3 separate regions of the Mus musculus genome follow, and regions 2 and 3 are each linked to region 1. Evidence: chromatin loops called from intact Hi-C (ENCODE). Cell type or tissue: gastrocnemius. All regions are shown on one strand.

What was found. Hi-C counts contacts between places; a loop is a spot of excess contacts. Peaks named below come from ENCODE experiments on the same cell type or tissue, not always from the same donor. Only the 100,000 strongest peaks of a DNase experiment are listed, where the experiment ranks them.
Region 2: a loop joins it to region 1, with 2.4 times the contacts of the local background. A loop is called at or near these places in 24 of 42 quality-filtered maps.
Region 3: it touches region 1 in a loop (8-fold over the local background); 21 of 42 quality-filtered maps call a loop at or near these places.

Annotation. Positions count from the first base shown.
Region 1 is chr5:114,457,212-114,465,211 of GRCm38, reverse strand. Mvk (mevalonate kinase) reads right to left here. Exons shown (of 11, transcript NM_023556.3): 10 at 6,164-6,317; 11 at 4,621-5,169. The coding sequence ends at 5,021. Among named protein-coding and RNA genes, the nearest start is that of Mvk, 17 kb to the right of the region's middle. In gastrocnemius, a CTCF peak has its summit at 3,763 (motif pointing left); DNase peaks (open chromatin) are centred at 4,813, 5,153, 6,293, 7,751 and 2 more places.
Region 2 is chr5:114,566,980-114,574,979 of GRCm38, reverse strand. Fam222a (family with sequence similarity 222, member A) reads right to left here and starts at 6,729. Exons shown (of 3, transcript NM_001004180.1): 1 at 6,556-6,729. In gastrocnemius, a CTCF peak has its summit at 6,848; DNase peaks (open chromatin) are centred at 4,859, 6,957, 7,217, 7,664 and 3 more places; H3K4me3 peaks cover 3,179 bases; H3K27ac peaks cover 1,070 bases.
Region 3 is chr5:114,603,679-114,611,678 of GRCm38, reverse strand. It overlaps Fam222a (family with sequence similarity 222, member A), which reads right to left. Exons shown (of 3, transcript NM_001004180.1): 3 at 1-852. Among named protein-coding and RNA genes, the nearest start is that of Gm34844, 10 kb to the right of the region's middle. In gastrocnemius, CTCF peaks have their summits at 6,834 (motif pointing left) and 7,523 (motif pointing left); DNase peaks (open chromatin) are centred at 2,992, 3,833, 4,055 and 6,806.

The DNA.
Region 1 (8,000 bases):
GTTTCCAGTCACACAGCAAGCTGTCGCTCCCGGCCTCATCCACTGGCCACTTCTCTCAGGACATCCCATCTACCCGCGGGAGGCCAGAGCATCTCAGAATGCACACTGTGCCTGGAGTCCAGAGACCTGAGGACTTCAGCCCTGATCCTGTGACTTAGAGCAGGGTCTTCCCTTCTGGGCTTCAGTTTCCTCAGAAATAAACTGGGGCTCATGTATGTTCTTCATGGGCTTGGAATGAATGGAGAAAATGAAGAGCCAGAGTGTCCTGGAGGGCTGGACAGCCCTGGTCGCCTCTCTGAGGCCTGGTCAAGTTCCCTGCACACAGTAGGTGTGAGGCCTGGCCTAGCTCCCTGCACACAGTAGGTGTGTGGCCTGGCCTACCTCCCTGCACACAGTAGGTGTGTGGCCTGGCCTACCTCCCTGCACACAGTAGGTGTGGGGACCTGGCCCAGCTCCCTGCACACAGTAGGTATGCTCATGACACGGGGTGGAGCCTGCTCACTCTAGCCCATGAAGGGAAGTAGCACCTTTCTCTGGAAGAAAGAGGAAGCCATAGGGATCTTGGGAGGCCTGGGAGTAGCCTGGGGAAATGCTGCTTCAGCCTACACATCATGAAAAGGCCCCTGAATGGCTTCCAAGTCATCTGAACTTCACAGTGAGAGGGCATGAGGGATCAGGCAGAGCTTGGCCCAGAACAGGCTCACACATCTCATCCCTGGGTACAAGCTGGCTCTATTAACTGATGTATTCAGGCCTCCCTGACCCTCCCTTATACAAGGAGGGAGCTGGGAGGGCTTGGGAGGGGAGGAAGTCCCTTCCTCTCTCTTGTGCTGTGACCCCTTTGTAGGGCCCCAAGAGGATCCAGCCGCCAGAGGCGGGGCCCATCCCCGTTATCTGACATCTCATTCATCACACAGGTCTATGGTGAGGAAGAAATAAATGAGACAGAAAACTCAGATTTGACTAGATGCGAGGACTCAGCAGCCCTGGGCCTCGGGCCTCTGTGGAATCTCCGAGAGCACAGCGAGGGCCTGGCACAGCTGCCTCGCATCCTGAAACAAGCTCTGGTCAAAATCAGCCAGGCTGGCAGTGCTCGGATCCAAGCCGGTTGCCCAGCCTGTCTGAGGGCACACCTGCCCGGCTGCCTCTCTGTGAAATGGAAGAATTATTCTGCCACTACCCAAGATGCTCTGCAGCTAGAAGCTTGAGGCCCAATGTCGTGTGCGAGCAAATCCAACATTAGCTGGCAAACCAAACAGCCCGGCTTGGTGGTGCACTCCTTTAATCCCAGCACCTGGGATGCAGAGGCAGGCAGATTTCTGAGTTCGAGGCCAGCCTGGTCTACAAAGTGAGTTCCAGGACAGCCAGAGCTACACAGAGAAACCCTGTCTCGAAAAACCAAAAACCAAACCAAACCAAACCAAACCAACCAACCAAACAAACAAACAAAAAAAACTCCAAACCAACCAAACAAACAAAAAAAGATTTATTTATTATATATAAGTACACTGTAGCTGTCTTCAGACACACCAGAAGAGGGCATCAGATCCCATTACAGATAGTTGTGAGCCACCATGTGGTTGCTGGGAATTGAACTCAGGACTTTCAGAAGTACAGTCAGCGCTCTTAACCGCTGAGCCATCTCTCCAGCCTGCTCTCACACATTTCTTTCTTTTTTGTTTTTTTTGAGACAGGGTTTCTCTGTGTAGCTCTGGGTGTCCTGGAACTCACTCTGTATGTAGACCAGGCTGGCCTTGAACTCAGAAATCTAACTGCCTCTATCTCTCAAGTGCTGAGATCAAAGGCATGTGCCACCACTGCCCGGTGGAACTCACGTTTCTAGTGGCAGTCTCAGAGCCAAGAGCCCAGGCTAGAACCAGAGGTCCCAGCTGCAGAAGTGGCTCTCCACTCCTCACTGGAAGACATGAGCTAGGAGCCAGGTGGCCAGGAAAGGAGCGACTTTTCTGGGAGCTAGGGATGAAGTGAGCTGGATCAGGTGACCCAGGACAAAACCGGAGGGCAGAGTGGGCACAAGGAAGTTGGCAGGCCAGCCAGAGCCCACACCAAATGCTGCCCCATGGCACCAGAAGAGCAAAGCTTCACAGAGGAGAAGACACCAGCTCCCATCTGGTACATCTGCATCCTGCCTCCCCATGGGAGGCCCTGCTGTGCACTGGAGGCTGTGCTGGGTGCTGTAAGGGCCCCAGGGGTGGTAGTGGCAGAGGGTGCCAGGCTGTGTCAGAGCAGAGAAGTTGAGGGTGGGATGGGGGTGAAGCTGGGCGGCACTAGCAAGTTTTCCAACAGTGGATAGAAGAGCATCTCTGACCGGCAAGGCTAGGGTTTTAATCAGCACCACGGGATGCTGATGTTTCTGGGAAACACCTTGCCGTTATTCAGAACAAGACTGCAGTGAGCATTGACTGAGCACCCACGGTGTAGCCAGCATAGCACCAAGGGTTGCTGTGTGTTCTCTCGCTTGATCTTCATATGCAGTCTGAATGTGACTCTGTTCACCTCACTCTCTAAGAGAAAGCCTGCCAAGGTGACTTGGCCCAAGGCCGCAAGGCCACAAGGGTGAAAGAGCTGGAATGGAGCCTGCTCGGAGCTGAGCTCAGCCACCAGGTTGGCGTGGCAGAGGTGACCTTGAGGTCCTCTGACTTAGTGACCTCAGGCCTGAGCATACACTGGAATCACCCAGGAGCTTAAAGAAGCTACCAGTGGGCCAGCAAGATGGCTCTGCTGGTAAAGGCGCTGGCTGCCGGGTCTGATGGCTTGAGTTCAATCAGCAGAGCTGGCCCACCCAAGATGTTCTTTTGTTTCACACACACACACACACACACACACACACACACACACACACACACACACACGTAAAAGAAAGGGAAAAGGTATATCCCTCAGTGACGGCGTCCCACCCGGAGCAAGGGCTGAACGTCCAAGGCAGACAGGGCACGGCGCTCCTGGGTCTTTGTTCTGGGATGACCAAGAACAGCCAGTGTCAGCGCTGTGTGAGCACTCATAGCAATCGTGGCTGCAAAGGTCTCTCAGACATAGGTATGGTGGCAACGGGTGCGCAGGGGTGTGTGTGTGGCCACAACGGCAGCTGAGGCAGGTGGCTGCTTCCTGAGGGCTAGAGCATCGAATCAGTGTCGGCTGCTGATATCTATCTCCTAGGGAGCACGAAGGCTCTTCGGACCTTAGTCTCAGATGCTCCTCTCCAGCGCTATAGCTACCACAGACACCTCACACACATCCCACCCCCATGTTGGCACGATCGTCCCATGCCCCAGATTCAAATTGTGTGGTGGAGAAGACATTTGGCCCCAGACTTGACCAAGTACTTCTGATCAGAGAAACTGTGCCTACGTGCTACAGGTGGCTACAGCCACAGTGAGGGTGGGGGTGGGGTGGGGTGGGGGACCACTTCCAGGGCAGAGCAGGTTGAGGGCAGGCCTTGGAGTCAATCAGCTTCTAAGACAGATCAGCTAGCTGGGTGGCTTTGGACCTGTCAGTTCTGAGCCTTGGCTTCTTGGCTTGATAAACAGGGATGAGTTTGCTCGGTGTGTTGGGCTCAGAATCTAACGTTCTCTCTCTGTGAATTACTCTTCTTTCTGAAGGGCAGGGGCACAGACCTACCAGGGAACGTGCTGGGCCTCATCTTCTTGGGGCCCTCGGGCTGCTGGTAGTGACCTCTAGGTGGTGCTCCCCCCACCCCCTAGCCCAGCTGCCATCTGCCCTCCTCCTGAGGAAGGTGGGAAAGGCACCTGCTGCCCCCTAGCGGCTGAGTGCAAATACACGGAGTCATCAGAAACCCAGTCCACTCCAGTCCGGCCCAGCTCCACAAAGGCCCCTGGCTCCCACCCGCTCTGTGGCTGAGGAACTAGTTCACTGGGCTTTGGTGGACCCTGCCATTGCAGAGGCATGGGGGGGAGGGGTACATCCAGCCAGCTGACATCACAAGGAAGGGATGCCCCAGGTTGTAAGTTCACTTCCCGGGTTTCAGAGCTGTGGTACACTGGTGGGTACCCAGGAGAGCTGTACTCTGTGCTGTGATGGAGGCGTCCCTGTGCAGCAATGGCTTCCTAGGAAAACTCCCTCCCTGAGCTACACGGCAAAGTGATGGATGCTGTACTGGCTGGTTTTGTGTGTCAAGGCTGGAGTTATCACAGAGAAAAGAGCTTCATTTGAGGAAATGCCTCCATGAAATCCAGCTGTGGGGCATTTTCTCAATTAGTGATCAAGGGGGGAAGGGCCCCTTGTGGGTGGTACCACCCCTGGGTTGGTGGTTTTGGGTTCAATAGAAAGCAAGCTGAGTAAGCCAGGGGAAGCAAGCCAGTAAGAAACATCCCTCCATGGCCTCTGCATCAGCTCCTGCTTTCTGACCTGCTTGAGTTCCAGTCCTGACTTCCTTTGGTGATAAATAGCAGTATGGAAGTGTAAGCCGAATAAACCCTTTCCTCCCCAACTTACATCTTGGTCATGACATTTTGTGCAGGAATAGAAACCCTGACTAAGACAGATGTCTTTCTTCAGTCAGAGAACTCCCAGGGAGAGGGCGGATGCACTGGAAGGGTTGAGGAGCAGCGTGCACTAGCCCTGCCTTCCCACAGGGCCCAAGGCTTTGTTTGTACTATTTCTTTTTATTTCCCCCACAGCAGCTTTTCCACACGGAGACAGGCAGTCGGCATGCCTTGCCTCAGCTGATGATCTCCGAGAGAGGGCAAGAGCCAGGAGCCAGGAGCCACGAGCTGCTGGCCAGGTGGTTCCTTAGGGGACATCGTGGCTGGACAGAAGAGTGCGTGGCTAGGAGCCAGAGAGTTTGTGTGAGGCCGATGTGCCCATAGGAGCTCCAGGGCGAAGGCCTCCTGTGTCAGCCTGCCATCTCAGAAGACCCCACAACTAATCCCTGCCTGGCTTCAGAAACGGCAGAACACGGATGAGGTCAGAGTCTAGAAGGTGCAGGCCAACTCCAGCCCCAGATACTTAGAGGCTTCTTGGTAGGATGGTGTGTCGGGTGGTCTCAGAGGCCCAGGGCTTGTCGGACAGGGTCCCCTACAGCTGCAGCTGAGTGTGTGGAAACTCCGGGTGCGCCGATGCTGGTCTCCCAGCAGTCAAACCCGCAGCTGGTCAGGGCCTGCTTGGCTGCCTCCACTGTGGCTTGCTCTAGACCTGGGGAGGGAGGGCAGTCAGCCTTGGGGGATGGTTCTCAGCGGACGCTCCCACCCCTGGAGTGAGGCCCTCCTGCGGTGTATCTTGTGGCTTCTGAGGCTCACTGTGGTACCTATGAGCCATGTGCCAAGCCCTACACCCTCCTCATGGGCTGTAGTCACCAGCTTTGCTATGCCTCTTGACTTCACACCATGCTTCCAATGTGGCTTCAAACTTAATCCTCATATGGGTCTCAGTTTCCCTACCAGGAATGGGGCTGACAATGCCCCCCCCCCACGTGTGTACCTGGCCAGCACCTGGCATACTGGGCATGCTCTTAAAGCACTGACTCACAAGCATCACCCGTGGACCAGGAGCCACCACACAAGGCCTCCAGGAGGCAGGGAGGGCATCACAGTCCTTGAAGCCAGAAGCCTGGGGCTTTGGGAACCCTGGTGGGCTGTACAGAGTGAGGAGATAGCGGGAGGAGGAGGAAGAAGAGGAAGAGGAGAAAGAGGAGGAGGAGGAGGGCAAGCACAGGGGTGGGTGAGGCAGATGGTACCACTGGATGCCTGCAGCAAGGATTCCTCTCGCTCTGGTATAGCATGGAGCTCCCTCCCCTCAGGTCTATCAGTGGGTCTTTCCCACAAAGACCAATGAGCATGGCCATTTCACTCTTCTATGCCCATCCGTTCCTCCCAGTGATCAGGAGTCAGGTGGCAGCTAGGGGGTGGGAGCCCGCCCCGGATGTCTCCAAAACTTGTGCAGGTGGAGGCAGAAGCAGCCCGGGGCAGATGAGCTTTTCAGCCACAGGCTCCTCCTGGCGGGGAGCAATGGTCCAGTAGTCTACCTGCTATCATCCATGCTTTCCCACAGGGACACAGGGAGGTCAACTCACTTGCTCAAGGCCACAGAGCAGAGCTCAAGTCTTCCCCCCTCTAGGGGATTCTCCTGCGGACCCTCCACCACAGTTCACACTGGCAACCAGACACCTAGCAGGCCGCATATCACGTACCTGGCTTCAGGAGGGTGATGCCACAGCCGCCACCGCCAGCGCCCGTCAGCTTGCTGTGCAGTCCGTGTGCTGCCGTTACTTGGCAGAGCTGGTCCAGGGAGTTGTGGCCCACCCCGAGAGCATTCAGATGGTGCTGGTTCATGTCTATCAGCTCCTAGAAGAGGGGTCATCTGTTCCTGCCTGGGCCCACCCAGGGCGAGCCCTCTGTCGCATCCCAGGTTGCCTGTCCACCTGGCAGCTGCTGATTTGGGACAGCTCACGCTCTCTCTGTGGGGCTTAGATAAGTGACCCCACCCCCACCCCCAATGAAGTCAGTACCAAGCCTGGCCCTTGGGATTATAAGGGACATGCACATAATCCAAACTGGACAGGGGTGGGGGTAGAGGTCCCCATCACCAGAATGGCCGAAACCAGTTGGCTCCAGACACTAGCCACCACACCTACCCACCTGCCATGTGGTCAGAGATCACGTGAAAGATCTCTAACCCCAGGGCTTCAATCTCTGGATGAAGCTATGCTTGAAGCCATTGCCGCCCGTCCCTTACTTAGGAAACGACAGTTCCTTTCCTGCTAAAGGCCAGTGAGGAGGGCTTACTATTTGCGAGAGAGAAAGTGTCATATACGGTGTGCCAACCCTACTGCTGCCTCCCTCCCGGGCTGGTTTTCGGAATAAGAACCTGGCTGCCACTCCAGCAAGGTCACAAGTGGAGAGGAAATAGCTAAATATTTGTCTAGGTTTCTTCAATTATGTGCAGTGATTGCTGCTTGCCGAGGACTAACAAGGCGCATGTGGGTAAATGCTGAAGGCGGCCACTGCTTGCGTTTTGTTGGATGCTGGGTACACACTATGTGCTGGAGAGGAGCACCCAGCAAGGCTCTGCCTGCCCTCCCTCCTGGGCCTGGGATTCTGGCAGGGTAGGGTGAGGGTTGGCTCTGCCGTCTCAGTCCTTTCCTCCCAAGGAAGCAGACAGTATGAAGTCTGTCATGACCCCTGCTCCCCACCACCCACGGCTGTGTGAAGGGAAGGACTTTTGCCTAACACCTGTGCTCTGCAAACCCTGTTATCAGTATATGTCACTATTATCCCATTTTAGAAAAGGAACACTGAGGGCCAGGGGCAAAAAAAAAAAATCTGTCTGGGGCCATCCCAGGTAGCGGGTCAGTGCCAGAGTGCCCCTGCTTGTTAGAGCACCCTTGGCATTCCAGATGCTTCCTTCCTCTTGCATGGAGGGTGGGGTGGGATGGAGGGTATCTGCTCTGAGCCTGGAGCTCAGGATGCCGTGTATGGAGGGCCACCCATGGCTAAGCTAGCTCTGCCAGGTGCTCTTCCGAGGGCCCGCACACTTGCTGGGATACTGATAGAAGAGTAGACAGGCAACACGGCCTGGTGGCAGCCCTGAGTGCCTTTCATGAGCTCGGCGGGCTGCATGCATGCGTGCATGCGGAGACTTCAGGGGCCTCTCTGTGTGCCTGAGCTCCAGGTGTCACGTTGTCAAGGCAGGTTCCAGACACCTGTCACATTCTGATCCAAAATCTGTCAAGAATCAGGTGACAGACTCTGACACCAGAGAATAGCTCGCTGGTTCACATGCAAAGCTGTCCGGGAGCAGCGATGTGCACTTGAGCGGCTGTGGCAGCCAAAAATACCCTCCCTGCGTAATCAGCCTGCTGCTCCCGGTGCTTGCTCTAGGGGCTCGACAGGGCATGTGCGAGATGTTTTCATCTTTATTACTTCCCTGCTCCGGTCTGTGATTCTGAACGTGGGAGGAGCCAAGAGCTGGGAAGCAAGGTTTGAGGACTTCGAGGTGAGCGCACAGTAGGTGCTCAGGAAAGATCG
Region 2 (8,000 bases), 110 kb before region 1:
CAGACAGCAGGGCTGTGGAGGGCTGAGAGGGCCCCTGCCCTGGGGACCTGCTTAAGTCTCCTCTCCAGCCACTCCCCTGCCAGGCCTGGGGATTCCAGCTGGACTCCCAGGGTATTCGGGAAAACTCTGCTCTCGAAGCATGCATGCATTCATTCAACAGTTCTTGGATGTCAACCTACCATGTACCCCCGTCCGTCCAAGGCTTCCAGCAGCCCAGGAGCAGGTAGTACCAAGCACAGCACCCTGGTTGGCAGAGATGCTAGATACTTAAGTTAGAACCTCTTTGCTCCTCTGCTCAGAACTGCCAGTCACATCCCGGCCACATCCTGATGGTCCTTTCCTACCTGACATGATATTCTCGACACACTCCGCTCTTCCTGGGCACGCCTAGCAGAAACCTTTAAGGCTTCAGAGCAAGTGACAGCTTGCTCAAGAGGCTGTCCCGTCTGCCCGACACCCCCTAGGCTATGGCCTTTGAGTCCCAGGTCTGAAGTGTGTAAGCTATGCCACTCAGTTTGAACTTCAGTTGCTTCATCTTTGAAGTGGCCTGAGCTCTTCAGAGACACAGAGGCCTGCGGGTGCCCAAAGGGTGTCCAGCAAGAGCTCAGCAAACACTAACTGTAAATAAATTCCAGGCTACAGGCGCTTTGGAATGTGCATGGCTGGTAGTAACCGACCCTCACGCTTAAATAGTTTTAGAACAACCCCTACCCTCAAAGAAGGTCTCCCTGAGAATCTCCAGCTGTGGTGCCCTGGCCCTCTGAACCACACAGAGGGACCCCTGAGTACATTAAGGCTAGGCACCCGACCTGTCTCAGACCATAGGCCCCAATGACTGATTGGCACTGGCTGCCCGGAGTGCTGGAGAGAGTCCAAGGTCAGGAAAAGAACGAGGCAGGGGAAGAGGGCAGCAATTGACTGGCAATGTCTGCCAAGGGCAACCTGGCAGAAGGGAGTCAGGCCTTAACATCCTTGACATTTTATGGGCTTATAGAGGATGTGGGTGCATCTGGGTTCAGGCAGGAGGCAACTTGCTCAAGGTTGTGCAGAACATGAAGAGATGGCTACTGTACAATATCCCCCTCAGCTCCTTCCTGTTCAGGCATTTTGTTAGGACAACCTGCCCAGCCCCACCCTCCGAGGTGTCAGACCTCTGTGGACGCTCACCTGTGATGGGGCACTTATACAAGGATAAAACTGCCTTCAGTGGGACAACAGTGGAGACCAAAGCAGGAAGCGCGGGCTAGCACACAGATGTCTACCATGGTTCTCATGAGAGATAGAGGAGTTTAAAAAGAGAAGAACCAGAAAGCCAGCCTTCCCACTCTGTGAAGCCCTCCCTGGTTTAAGTTTCCACCTGTGGGTCCCTGTATGCTTTTTGAGAGCTAAGTCCCCCTTCCCCAGGGGCATCTGCCCACCTGGCTTCCAGGTACAGAAACCCATATATGGTGATCCTCTCTGGAGTGGCAGTTAGCCTGATCTAGAGCCTAAGCCTCTTCTTCAGACACCACCTCTGCATCGTCTCAGGTGCCAGGAGCAGAGAAGCCCTCTGGCTGGGCAATGGCCCCGGGCCTCACACCCTTCCTCTCAGGCAGACTCTGGATCTACCTGACAGATTAGGAGCCTGTGGTCACACAGATGGTGAGGGTGTGTGGCCTGAAGCTGCTGCCTCTGCCTCAGTCAGTGCCAAGCTCAGCCTGGGCTCTGCCAGGCGGCCAGCCTCCCTCCTCCCAGGGAGGCCTCTCTCCCCACATACCCTAGGTCATTAAGTTCTGTGTCTGAGTCCTTGTCCCTGGGAGCCAGTTCACAGCCAGCTCCTCTGGCCTCACCTCCTGACCTCCTGGACTTTTGTCTCCTGGGCCTCTTGAGTACACAATAAGAGGAGCTTGGGGGGGGGGGGGACACACAGGCGGGGAGAACAGCTGCTGGAGCTGGGGCAATGGCTAGATGTGGAGCTGAGGTAACTGGCCAGGATCTTAGCCTAGTTCACTCATCCTCATAGCTCCAGAACGTGTCCTGTATGTGCAGAATTTTTCTACCCACAAGCCCATGGGAGAACTGCTACTGCCAATAAACCAATCGGGAAACTGAGGCCCACGAGGGTAACCAATCTGTCAGGAAACACACATACCCAATGAGGATAGAAACCAGGGTTCTCCCCCAAACAGGCCTAAGGACCCCCGCGGGCGGTCCCCTGCTGACCTCTCCAGACCCCAGGCCTTGAATGAAGCCTCTCTTCCCTTGAGCCACACAGAGGGAGGGAGCCCGCTAGAGAGCATCCTCTAATGTCCCTATTAGCTTCTCTCTCCTTTACTCACGACCCTCCTCCTCTCCAAGTGCTCCTTTCCTGACCATACCAGGGGCCCTTTCTCCCTCTGCCTGAGACTCCCTCCTGCATGCTGGGCCGGGCAGATTCTTGGTCCCTCCCGAGGCCCTCCCTGAACAACTACAGTCTTCCACTCTTGGGGTTCCCTCCAGCCAGTTTCTGTCCAATCCAGGGTTCCCACTGCCTGCAGATTTGCTCTGAGGGTATCACAATCTTCAAGGCCAGCACCCCATTGTCAAGGCCGAGGTGAAGGGTTTACCCAAGGGCACAAGAGATAGGGCAGAAGAATTTTAACCCAGTTATACTCTTCCCACTACCCGTGTCCCCCACCCCCAACCCTGACTATGGGGATCCACTGCCCTCCCCCTTCCACTCCCAGGCTGTGTGACCACGGGGCATAAACATATCCTGTGCCCCCCCCCAAGTGAAACAAGTTAGAGGGATTGAGTTATCTATTGGTCATCTGGCTCCTTCTGAGGCCTCTATTTCCCCATCTCTGAAATGGCACTAAGTCCACCACGGGTGAATAGGGGCGCCCCACCAGCCACAGTCTAGGTTTGCCTTTTGTCTGAGGCTGGCAGCAGGCACTCAGCTGTTTCTCAACTAAGCAATCAGTGGTCCAGGTGGAAGGAATGCCCACACACCCCCGACAGCCTCCATCCCTTCGCAGAATCCCCCTCCCCACCCCCAGCCCGGGCAGACTAAAATAGTCATTAGGCAGATTTCAAAAGATGTCAGTAGCTTATAATTATAGTCGACATCCTTCTGAGATAAAAGTGATTACCTTGGATGCAAATCGCTTAGCAACCAATCAGGGCGGCGGGCGGCGCCCGCGGAGGTGACCGGCCGGCAGCGCAGCCCTCCTCCCTCAGCCGCACCGCACCGGCGGCGAGAAAGCGCACAATAGCTCTTGACACGCAAATGGGTTAACACAATAAAGGCGGCTCCGGCCGGTGCTGGGGGAGAGCAGCAATTCCCGGCCCGCGGGAGGTAATAAAGCGGCCCTTTTGTGCGCGCCTTCTCGTTCTCGCCCCCGCCCAGCCCCAAGGAATCGCTGCCTGATTGAATTACGGTTCATGAATACGAGCTGCTTGCCTGCTTTCTCTGACTGGGAGGGTTGGCAAAGCAAGAGTGGGCAGGAGGGAGGTTGGGGAGGACGCCCTGGTCAGGCCCGGCCCCTGGTACTCAGATGGGAGCCACGTGTGCTCCCCCTGTAGGCTCACCACGTGGGAGCCCCCTTGCAGAGGCGCTGGAAGGCTGGGGACCCTACCCTAGCCTAGAAACCCGGTCTTCAGCATTGGGCTCTGAGACACTGGGAGAGCTGAGGATTATGCTAATAGCAGGTAGAAACTACATTTATGGAACACTTACTGTAGGCTCTGGCCTGTGCTAAGCCCTCACAGAATCCTCACCACGCCCCTGCTTGTAGCTCCTTCTGACAGATAAGGAAACCGAGGCTCAGACTCAAAGCCAAGCAATGCGATCACACAGCAGTCGGTCCCAGACCCAACCATTCCAGTCTCGGCAATAAGCCTGCCCCCACCCCCACCCCCGGGGAAGGGGAGCTTCAAGTTTCTCACCAAAGGCATCAAGCTGGACAGGGCCTATACCTGGTTTAGAGCAACTGGTCGGGGCACTGGTTAAGTGCCAGTGATGGGAGCATTGGGAGGGGGCGGGGCTTAGGAATATGCTGCAGGAATGGTTCATACACCTGCCCTGTCACATGAGACTCCAGGACACAGAACAAACACCTCAGTGCCACCCTGCCCCATTCAACCCTCAGACAGCTCTGAACTACTCATCCGGTGTGTTGCTCTTCTATCCGCCCCGCCCCACCCCCCCACCCCCACCTGCCCCTAGGTCAGGATCGCCACCCATTAAAGTTCTGTTACCATCTATAAACCTGTCTTCCACCAGGAGAGCCTGCCAGGGGCTCTGAGTAGCCCAGGGCCATCTCACATGAAGAAGGCTGGCTTTTTCACTATCTCTGGCAGGTGGGTTTCATGCTATATAACCCCCCCCCCCCCAGGGCTACAGATAGGAGCCTAGCAGGTATAAGGGAACAGGCTGGACTCACAAGGCCTGGCAGAAGTTACCACTGTGTTCAGTTCACCCAGGAAACCGTCCTAGGACAGGGGTGCCTCCCCTATGCCCAAGTCCTGGAGATTCTGAATGGGGTGGGGGGAGCACCGAGGCCAACCCACTGGAGCTGCCTGGCTGCGCATCATCACTTCTTTGACTTGAGCCTTGGGTTTCTCATCCACAAAATGGGTCACAGCACAATCCACTCCTGAGAAGCAGCTGAGATGCCGCAAAATGCCTGGCGCTCTGGAAGACGCCGGGTAAGCTGGCAACTCCCCACACACACCGCTCCCCCCCCCCCCCCCGTCTGGCGCTCACTGCCAAGCCCAGGGAGCAGAGGGAAAGGAACAGAAGGAGTTGCCCAACTCTGACAGCCTTTCCCTCTGCCTTGGCTGAGGGACTGTAAATACTCCACAGAGGGCCTCCAACCGCGTGTTTGTGTGTGTGTGTGTGTGTGTGTGTGTGTGTGTGTGTGTGTATCTCTGGCGCACACTCCAAGTTTGTTTCTAAGCTGGGAAGTGTTGAGAGAGGCCGGGCAAACAGCCCTGTGCCCACAGCCTCCCCTCTCCACTCCACCCCCAATCTGCTGTTGTGCCGCTGGCTGTCCTTGGAAGCTTGCGTGTAAAGAAACCCTTCAGCTGGAAACAGGATCACCCCACCAAACCTCCAAAGTGGCCTCCCCCCCCCACCCCGGTATTTATTGACCTGTTAATGGAAGAGCCTGGGAGGAGGCTGTAAAAATGGTCTGTAGAGAAACCCTGTCTCACCTGTCGTCCCCGCCCCCCCCCCCCATGGGAGCAACAATGCCAGCGTCTTCAATCTTTCCCCTAGAAACTTGACTGTGGCTATTTTACCCCCTATCTGGCCCTGGCAGTGATTGCTGGGATGGGCAAATGAGAGTAAGCAGGCTGTGGCTTGGGAGCTCTCTGGGCTCCATACTGTACAGGGCTGCTGCCAGAGTTCGGTGGGGAGAGGAGGGCTCTCAGCATCTCCACCTATCCCCCCTGGCCTGGTATTTGCTTAATGAGCATCTATTACACTGCTTGTCAAAGTCATCTTAAATGACAGAAGGGGAACAGCTAAGGCAGGAGTCCCAGCTGGACCATGGCCCCTTACCTTGAAGAGCAGGGGAGTTCCCTGAACTTACACAGACAGACAGACAGACAGACAGACAGACACACACACACACACCAGGAAGGTCCTGGCTCCCCTCTCTCTCTGGCTCAGGCAGGACATTCACCTTTTCAAGAGAAGCCTGTTTGAAGGCTGAAGCCCACATTTTTCTGGGGACCCTGGGAACTCCAGTTGCTGGCTGGGTACATGGTAGGGTTCATGGGGACCTCCTTTTAAGCATCCTGCTTAAAAGTAAGAGGTTGCTCTGTTTGGGAGTCTGGGAGACTCCAGACACTGCAGGAGACATAGGCAGAGTTCTGAACACCTGTCCTCAGGGGCAGGGACAGCTGGCACTGCCTGCCTCCCTCCCCCACCTCGAGTGGGGATTTAGGTCATAAGATTGCGGCCGGGGAGGACAGGGAGTTGGCCTTCACCTTCTACTACACCAAGGCATTCGGCCTTGGCCATTCTGGCTCCACTCAAAGCCAGCTGTGTTGTCACAATTCTGGTGACATCAAAGGTCGGGCAGTGATGTCACATGCAGCCCATTGGAACATGCTGTCTTTGTGAGTTATTTGTAACAATAGACACACAAATGTCTTGCCTGGAAAGACACCATCCTCAGACATGAAGTTTTGGGACTCCCTGTCTCTGAGCTCTGTCTCTTTAAGATCCCAAAGGTGGTTTTGTAGACCCCCTCCATGCTGGCCAACCCTGGCTGCCCCCAATCAATCTTTACAAAAGTACAAGATTCCCTAAGAATCTCCAGAGGACAGGGCCACCACCTTTGTTAGCTTCATGGGTGGGGTGCCTTTCCTCTGACAAATACCGATGTCAGTAGAATACCCACGAGGGTCCACAATCTCCACTCCAGCCAGTCCAAATAAGTTGTGTGGGCAGGACAAGGGTGGACAAGTAGCATTGCTGTCTCTGGGCACCCAACAACCTAGGGCCCTTTTAGGGCCAGTCCAGGTTGCCAGGTTGCGAGGAGCTGTCCCCAGCTCAAACCCAAAATTCTGCACCCCGCAACTCACCGTATCAGGCAGTCGGACGAAGGGCACCAAATCTCAGAGGCCACGACGCTCCGATCTGCGGGTTGCGGCCATGCAGGGGTGATAAAGATTGCTGGAGAAAGGCCCCCTTAGGGGGCCGATGTCTTTCTTCGTATGGAAAGGGGAGCCGTCGGTGAGGGCGATCCCTGCGTCCGGAAGCGCCGTCCGAAGTCGGAAAAAGGTTTTTTTTTCCCCCCTCTCAGTACCCGTCGCGTCCGCCTGGGACCCCGGCCGCTCGCGCGCTCAGGCGGCGCATCCTCGCAGGAGACTGTGCTCCATACGTCCGGCGGGAGGCGCTGCGCCTCCCTTCGGGGCCCGGCTCACCGCTGCAGCTCTGCCCGCGCCTCTCCCAGGGCGCCCTCTCCGTCCGCGCTGGGAGGCCGGCGGCCGCGGCCCCTCTCGCCAGCCCCAGCTGCAGCCTGTCTTTGTTGCTTCCTCTCGCTTGCCCTCCCGCCCTCGGCTTGCAGCTCCCGGCTTTGCTCAGAGGTGGAGAGTCCGTCTCCTCGGAGGGTTGCACGCACCTGCAGCGGCCCGGGCTCCTCGCCCGGCGTGCACCGGCCCCCGCAGGTTGCAGAGAGCAGCGCCGAGAATGAGCCGGCCCCTCCTCCTCCTGCTCCGAGCTCCGGGTGTGGGGGGAGGGGAAGCCGGCGAGCAGCGGCAGTGGCAGCCGCAGCGAGCGGCAGAGACTGGGATGTAGCCTCGCGGGCCTTGGCGCTGAGGACCAGCAGATCCAGCAGGCGCAGGGCAGACTCGGGGATGGAGAGCCGTGCACCCGGTATGGTGCTCGAGCGCCGCAGCAGCGGTCGGCGCACAGGTCTCTCCCGTGCCCGTGGCCCGGGACGGTTCGCGGGGCTCCCGGAGCCGCAACCTCGCGCTGCCCAGCACCCTCGCCTAGCCTCGGGCCCGGCTCTTCGCCCGGCCTGGCCGGCGCGCGCAGCCTCTTCGCAGAGCTGCCGGCCCGGCAATGCTGCCCGCTGCTCCGCTCCGGCACGACTGACAGGCGCGGGCGCCCGCTCCTGCCGCTGCGTCTCACCCCCGGTCCGCCCCCCGCGTTACGGCCCAATCAGCTGCAGCCGAGAGGCGGTTACCACGGTGACGCGGCGCCGCGTCCTCCGCGAGGCGGGGCTGGGGGCCGCCACGCGCGCTTTTCGCGGCAAAATTCAAAGGCCGGCAGGGCGGCTCTCCAACCTTTTTCCCCAAGCGGGGATGAGGCGGGTCCTGCTCCTAGAGGACTACAACTCCCGGCTTGCTGCGAGCCTAAAACAGGCGAAGGAGTCCCGATTGGAAGGGCAAGGCATGCTGGTTGTTGTAGTCCCTTTGTCGAAGACCTAAAGGGTTGAAAGCAGGTAATCCTATTCACTGAGTACCTGTTTGAGGGTAGGTACTATGCATTATTCCGTTTACTCTTGGAACAGGCCCTATGAGGA
Region 3 (8,000 bases), 150 kb before region 1:
GGGACTTGCCGGCTACGGTGCTGCTACTGTAGGCCCGCAGCGGCTGGGGTGGGGGTGGGGGTGGCTTCTGTGGCCACAGCAGGTAATCCAGGCCACCTTCTGCATACCCTGCAGGTTTGGTGGCCCCAGCCAGTGTCAGGGCTGGGGTGGCTCCCTGGCTCAGTTCTGTGCCCTTCCGGCAGTCTGGCAGACCGGCTGTGGCCGAGTAAGCCAGGTTGGGAAAGCTGGGGACTGGGCCATGCTTAGCTGGACTGGGGTGGGGCACAGCCACGCCCTGACAGGCGCTTGGTGCAGCACCCGGGGCCTGGCATTGCTGGTTGAGCTGGTACAGGATGCTATGGATAGAGGGTAGGTTGGAGGGGGGGAGGGGAAGGCCCCGGCCGGGCAGAGGGATCACAGAGGTGGCAGTGGCTGCTGCAGGCAGGCTGGGCGGTGGTGCAGGTGCCTCGGGTGGCTTCGGGTAGGCCAAGGGCCCCAGGGTGCTGGGCACTGGGTAAGGCGCAATGCCCACCTGCACGGTGGCCGGCGACAGTTTAGTCCGCTTGCCCTCCACACTCTTGAGCACGCTTTTGGGGTGGCCGGCGGGCGCATGAGCACTCGAGGAGACGGCGGCCTTGACGATGGCCAGAAGGCCCTGGTAGCCGGCGGTGTGCTGAGGGTAGGGGCTGTAACGCTGGCCGCTGGTGTCGTAGCCATTGACCGTGCGGCTCAGGTGCTTGTGCTGCGGCACTCGGATGTTGGTGGGGAAGATCTTGATGGACAGGGGACTGTTGGCTACCTTCTCCGCGTAGGCATCCAGCTCCGCTGGGCTAGGGTAGCGCGAGGAATGCATAGAGCTGGCCACTGACTCACCTGCAGGGACAGAGGCACAAGTGAGAGACGGGGCAGCCACAGCCCCTCACACCCCACCGCCTCCAGGAGTTGCCTGGTCGGTCCCTTTCCCTCAATTTTCCCCGTTCTTCCCACACTTCCAACTTCTGGACCAAAACCTAAGGTTCAGAGAGGAAACTGCACACATGCACGCCCGTCCTCGGCCACAGGCAAGCTTGCGATTTTTTTTCCTCTCTGAGATAGGGACCTGTGTGTGTGTCCCAAGTTGCTCTCAAACTTGATGCTTATACAGGAATGACCTTGAAGCTGATTCCTCTGTCCCTCTCAGGCATGTACCCTAATGCTGTTATGCACTACTCAGATTCCAACCCGGAGCTTTACAACGCTAGGCAAGGCCCTACCAACCGAGTACCCCAAGCCCTAACCCGTTTCCAGTTAACAGTGACTAGTTGTGCTAGCGTCCCTGGTGGGGCGAGGTGAATCTGATGCAGGGCGCTCATGGTGGCTGCCCTGTTAATACTGGGTGTGGCATCCTAGATTGTGAGACTTACTACAGGTGGCCACAACTGGCTCTGTCACTGGGGGAGGGGAGGAGTTGCTGGTCCTAAGACCCTCTCTTCTGACACCCTGAGCCATTCTAGACCAGACCACAGATTCCTCTGAGGCCGGGGGACATGGGCAGGAGTCAGGGTGGCATACATACAGGAAGACCTGTACCGACGACTGTTGCTGGCAGGGATTTGGGTGGAACCATGGTTAGGTGGGCAGTGTAGTCCTGGGCAAGCTGTCTGCTTACAAAAGCTTCAGTTTTCTCACTTGTGGAATGGGGATGATACTGGCTCCGGGTCAGCAGGGTGACCTTGGTGTACCAAGGGGCACAGAGGCACAGAACAGAGCCAGGATATTGTAATTCCTGGGGACTTAGGCAAAGGGCTTCACCATCTGTAAAGTAGGGCAGTGTTGCTCCTAAGGCTGCCTTCACAGGTATCTGGGAGGGTTTAGTAGTCCCTGTGCACAAGGCAGAACTTGAGTAGGGGAGGGAGAGATCTATGTTGTTCAACTCTGGCTGGGGGCAGAGTCTCACCAGAGAGGGACACCCACAAGATCCTTTCCATTGGAGGCCTCCTGTCTGGTCCTCCTAGAGCCCTGACCTCACAGCCATGGTCCAGTGTTAGTGTGGATGATGGTTCTCTGTATTTGGGAGGCCAGAGGCAGCTCAGGGCCCGTGCACACCAGAGTAGCTTCTCACTACACTGGGGACTCCAAACAGTTGGAGACATGTGCCTGTCATGGCTAGGGTATATACACTGGCAACTTCCAGTGAAACTGGGGGTGAGGGTGGGGGTGGGCTGCTTCCCATCCCAAAGTGCACAGCAACAGTCTTGGGCATGGGGGGATCTGTCAAGCCTTACGGGTCAGCAAGTGTACTGCTCAGGGTACTGGGTAGCTATAGATGGTGTTGTACAGGGGTGATGCGGAAGGGGACAGTGACAACATGGACCGGGGTAGCATTCCCTTCACCTCTCAATCTTAGCAGGTACGTCCACCCCTGCCCTGCTCTGGGCATCCCCTGCTCTTAAGTAGCCTAAAATAAACTTGGTGTGGAGAATGGAAATGTCACTTTGGCCAATGGGGGAATCTTTCTCTGCGATTGGATTTAAACTACATTATACAAGCAATTTCATGGGCACTTAGCACCGCTCTGAGAGTCCCGCAAAAAAGGGACCGGGCTCTTCATTTGCCAGCCATAAATCAGCAGTTGCTATAATGAGCACAAAAATGTCACTTTTATGCAATTTTACAGATGAACGAAACTGGTGAAATTAGCTGTGGAAACCCACCAGACTCAGCAAAAGCAGCTGCCGGGAGGGGGGAAAAATGAGATCCATGTGTGTTCTCACTCCCCTTAAACTCTCTTTCCAGGCGAGCGTCTGCCATTGTGGTGTGAAAACTCATTTGTCCTCGGCATTATGCTTTCATTCCGAGTTTATCTTGAGTATCCAATGAGCCACCAACTGTGAAAATGATTAAATCTACAAAATCTATCTAATGGATGGAATAAATTAGGTGTTCAAAACCTTAAGGAAAAAAGGAGACGATTGTTCTCCAGTCTTGTTACCAAAAGAGGGCGCACCTCGCCCCCTTCTGGCCAGCGGGCGTCCTGCAGGTGGCGGTGCTGAGGAAGAGCGAGAAGGGTGTTTGGAGGGGTCTCAGCCAGCAGTGATTGAGTGCCAGGCTCTGCATCCACCATTTTCTGAGCAGCTTGTGCACGGAGGGCGGGACAACTGTGAGAGTGTTGGGGGCGGCATCCCTGTGATGTAGGTAGGGTGGGTGGGTGTGACATGTGGCAGGCAGCCTGGAGACCTGCCTTCCTGACCACTTGAGCCCCTGCAAGCCCCCGGGTCCCATCCAGGCAGGGCTGAACTTTAGAATCAGTAAGACCCCTCAGAAGGTATGTGGCTCTCCCACAACAGAGTCCCGAGAGGATCTGTGGAGAGGCTACAGAAGTGGGGGCAACGGCCTTGTGAGTCTTGTTAGAAGCAGACAGTCCAGCCCTAGCTGGGCCTGAGGGACTCTTGGGTTTCTGAGTCCCATCAGCCACAGGGTCACAAGGTAAGATGACACACGGGTCTCTTTTTTACAGGTGAAGAGACTAGAGGTGACAACCAGGCAGGGTCTAGAGTACTGAGGGCCACCCTTAGGAGGCCATCATCTAGTTTCAAGGAGAGAGAGAGACAGAGACAGACAGATAGACTGACTGACTGACTGGGCAGTCACTGTTTCCTGGCTGGTGCTTGGGTAAGCCCACTGTGGGGCTGCTGGAGCCTCCCATCATGCACCTGGTTTAATTGTGGCCTCTGCGTGCGCTTTTGACATAGTAGCCTCTGTCTTAAACCTTGGTCCCCAAAAGACTTTTTCTGGCTGTCCCCCAGTGCTTCACACAGCCTGTTCTGCAGTGGACTTGGCTTGGGGCCCTGGGCTACTTGGCTCCTGGGCCCAGGTTGGCAAAGTTCCAGACTTTTCTGTGGCGAAAACCCAGCCACAAGCGCGCATGCTGTCAGTCTGTTTGGTAAACACAGGGCCCTAGGGAATTGGGAGAGGGGCTGAGGGGCTGGGGAGCCTGTGGCAGCGGGCACCTCAGCCGGGTGAGGAGTTCCATCTCCTGTGTTCTAGCCGGTTTGGGGGACCCATCCTGGCGTCTTCATCATGGAAGGGACCAGCAGACACCTGAGCCTATCCATTCTGGACCCCTGCCCACTGCCCCTGCCTGCAGAATACCCACCGTATTGTTCCTGGGCTCTGTTATGCAGGCAGTGAGCTAAGGAACTGGCACCCTGTATGGAGGTGGCAGGCATCAACAAGCCCCAGAAACAGGATGGTGGCAAGCTGACAGGGTGGTGGACGTGTCTGTGTCCTTGGGCACATATCTCAAAATCTCAGTGTCTGATTCCCCTCGTCTGACATGAACTGGATTGGTGGCTTGATGGTCCTGAGGAGACTGTAGTGTGGGTGGGCAGAGGAGTGGCTTTTATGAGCTGACCTTTTATATCTGTATCTATATCTGTAGCTCTCTGTCCTGGCACTCACTATGTAGACCTCACGAACGTTTTCAGAGATGGCGGGCCCTGGCCTCCCAAGTGCTGGCATCAAAGGTATTCCATACCACTCAAGGTAACTTTGTAAGAGCCATGTGACCGGCACCTAGACCCAGCTGTGTGGAGAGGCCACAGACAGGTATGCTGCATTCAGAGGACCTAAGCACCTCCCCCCTCCTTCCCCCAGGAACATTACGGGAAAGAGTCCGTCCTGTCCTGTCTGGGACATAGTGGCTGTTTGGTGCTGATTCCTGGGGCAGTGTGCCACGATGCCCCGGGAGTCAGCAGTGAGGTTCAGTGAGGACTGAATGGTGGGCTGGAGGGGCTCCCGGCTTGGACACAGCGTAAGTAAGAAATGAGAGGAGAGGGAGCCATATTGGATCTTAACAGAGGGGCCAGCAACCCAGAGAACAAACTTCCTGGCCCCAGGCAACTGTGGTCATCTGGGTGTGTGCTCCAAGTGGTAGGTTCCCAGGGATGGATATAAAAATCTCCAGAGAGGCCATGTGTCAGAGGTTTGGCCCCTAGCTGGTGGTACAAAGACTGATGGGGTTATAAGGGCCCTAGCAGGTTAATCCACAGATGTGTCCAGTCCGGAGGCAGGTGACAGACAGGCTTCTACCCAACCCCCACTGGCTTGATGGCTCAGCTGCCAAGCCTGTTACTCTTTTCATATGCAAGGACACTGTCACTGTCTTCAGACACTCAGAAGAAGGCAGATCTCATTAAAGGATGGTTATAAGCCACCATGGGGTTGCTGGGATTTGAACTCAGGACCTTTGGAAGAGTAGTTGGTGCTCTTAACCACTGAGCCATCTCTCCAGCACAACAGACAGGCTTTTAAGTCCCAGCTCTACCCTGTGTGCCTGAGTGTACCGCAGCCCTTCTCCGAGCCTGTAGTAGACTGGCTTCACACTATGTGAGCCCCAGAGGGTCTCGGGAGCGGATGCAAAGGGCCCGCCTTCCTTGTCCCTTGGGCACTGATCACAGTGATTTTTCTGGAGCCTCCCACTAAGGTGTGTTCAGGGTGACATCAGAGGTACTACCCACTTCTTCCTCGACAGCCTCCCTTCCTGTCACAGGCCCTGAATGCACAGACAGTATCTGTCACATGTTTCCTCTGGGCCAGATACTGTGCCCTCCTGGGACCACTGTGGTGGGAGGAGGCCTGGTTTCTCAGGAAAGGTTAGACACACAGGGATGCCATCAAGCAAGGGTGACCCAGGCTGCCTCTCCCTGCTTGTCTCTCTCCCAATCCATCTCCATCCATGAAGCCCCCATTAAAGGCTTGTCTGGAGATTTAAAAGGCTGGCAGGAAGTGCTGAGGAGAACTGTCGCTGCCATTAAGTTAATGTTATGGGCCTTTTACAGGTGCGTTAAATAGATGCGGTTATTAACGAGTATATTAAGCCAATTAAAACCAGCCCTCTGAGTGGGGTTTAATGTTGCCTCAGGGAGACAAGAGATGGCTTCACACTCTGCTGCCTGGCAGGGGAGAGAGGGCGGGGCTCCGCTGTGGGGTCCACAGCACGGAGAAGCTAAGGGACCAGCGTTGGTTCTCTGGCTTCACTCTGACCACGCAGACCTTAGGCAGCCTCGGTTCTTGCTAATGCTGGTATGCAATTGGGATACCTGTTCAAGGGGGAGTATGGAGCTGCCAACCCAGAATTCCTGGTTCTGTGCCCAGATGTGTGGCAGTACCCAGGCCTGAATCACGGAGGGCAGGCTGTGCTTTGTGAGGTATATATACTGGGTCGAGCGAGAGAGCGCCATTAGACAGAAACGCAGGGTGAGACTGGAGGGTCAGGGAAGGGACCTGCTCAGGAGCCTGGAGCTGCAGACAGCAGCTTAGAACTGGGTCCTCCCCAGGTGGCCAGGCCCCTTCTGATTCATGGTATATGTCCCTGGAGCAGTAGTTCCGGGGACCTCAGATTTCAGGGTACAGAGTGGGGCTGTCCTCTTCCCACAGGAGGGGAGGGCTGGCAGCCATTCCTTTCCTCCTCAGCATCAGGAAGTCCCAGGGCATTCTAAGCTGAGATGGGAGGGAGTGTGTGTGTGTGTGTGTGTGAGTGAGTGTGAGTGTTTCTCTGGGACAGAAAGGGTCCCTGGGCACCACCCTTCATCTGTATTCCCCTTCACCGTGACACTCCGCCCTTGGAGGTGGCAGCCTCTTGAACGCTCAATTAACGTGACACTAATTAGCTGGTGGCACCAGTGGAATGCCTAATGAGGTCGACGACAGGGAGGGGGTGGGAGGCTACTGGGCAGGGGAGAGCAGCTGTTCTCTGGTCTTTATGGGAAGGACTCAAGCAGTCTCGGGGGTCCGGGTGTGTGTGTGTGTGTATGTCTGCTGGGCACCGTGCTGGCTGTCCCAGCGACCCCAATCTGCTGCATCTACTGACCCCTGGTGGTTGACCAGAGGATCAGACCCTGGACAATTCCAGGCGTAACTGTTAATGGCTGGGGACCTCCAGGGCTTGGGGTGCTAAGAGCTCTGGCCTAGCTCTGGGGCAGGTTGGGAAGATGCGCAGGTGTTTGGGCACAAGATGAAGCCACATGTGCCTAATCTAGGGGCATCCTGCACACACTGAAACAGGCCTCTGTATCCCAGAAGGGGGGGCTGGGGGGCACTTCCATCCTTCTCCACTCTAACTTGTCTGTCCCTCACCTAAGCCTCAGTCTCTCACCCGCCCCTTAGCTCAGCTGTTTTGGCCACGTATGACTCTAGTCTGCGCCATCCACAGGAGGGTCAGCCTGACTCATCCCTGCCATAGCTTCCTCCTTGGGCTCTCATGCCCTTTGTCCACTGCCAGACCCTCACGTTCTCTCAGTTCTAGTTCTATATGCTCACATTTCAGGAAATAAAGTTAAATACCAGGGCAGAGGGTGTAGCTCAGCAGTAGAACTGTCGTTGAGCAAACCCACAAGGCACTCATTGGGTTCCATCTCAGGCACAGGGATTAAAAAAGCACAGGAGCGGGCTAGAGAGATGGCTCAGTGGTTAAGAGCACCAACTGCTCTTCTGAAGTCCTGAGTTCAAATCCCAGCAACCGCATGGTGACTCACAACCATCTGTAATGGTATCTGGCGCCCTCTTCTGGTGAGTCTGAAGACAGCTCTAGTGTACTTACATATAATAATAAATAAATGGAAAGACAGCCCATGTTCATGCACTGGGAGACTTAGGATTGGCATCTGATTTCCAGGCCCTGCCACTCCTGTTAGAATCTCCGCTGGCCTCCTTGCAGAAACTAAGAGGCTTGCTCTGAAATTCTGGGGATCCAGAGGAGCCCAAACAATTTCTAATGTTGAACCTCAATGCCAAGTTACAATACTCGGGCCACTCTCTAAGGAGAGGCACCATTGGTGGCACGTCAGGGTTCCAGAGAGTCCGATGTGAAACCCACAGAACCGGGTAGGGAGAAGCCGGTCATCGTTATCATCCTAGTCGTGGTTTCTCTGTGTAGCCTTGGCTGCCCTGAAACTCACTTTGTAGACCGGGCTGGCCTCAAAGTCACAGAGATCTGCCTGCTTCTGCCGGGATCAAAGGTGTGCGCCACCAGCTGAAGTTGG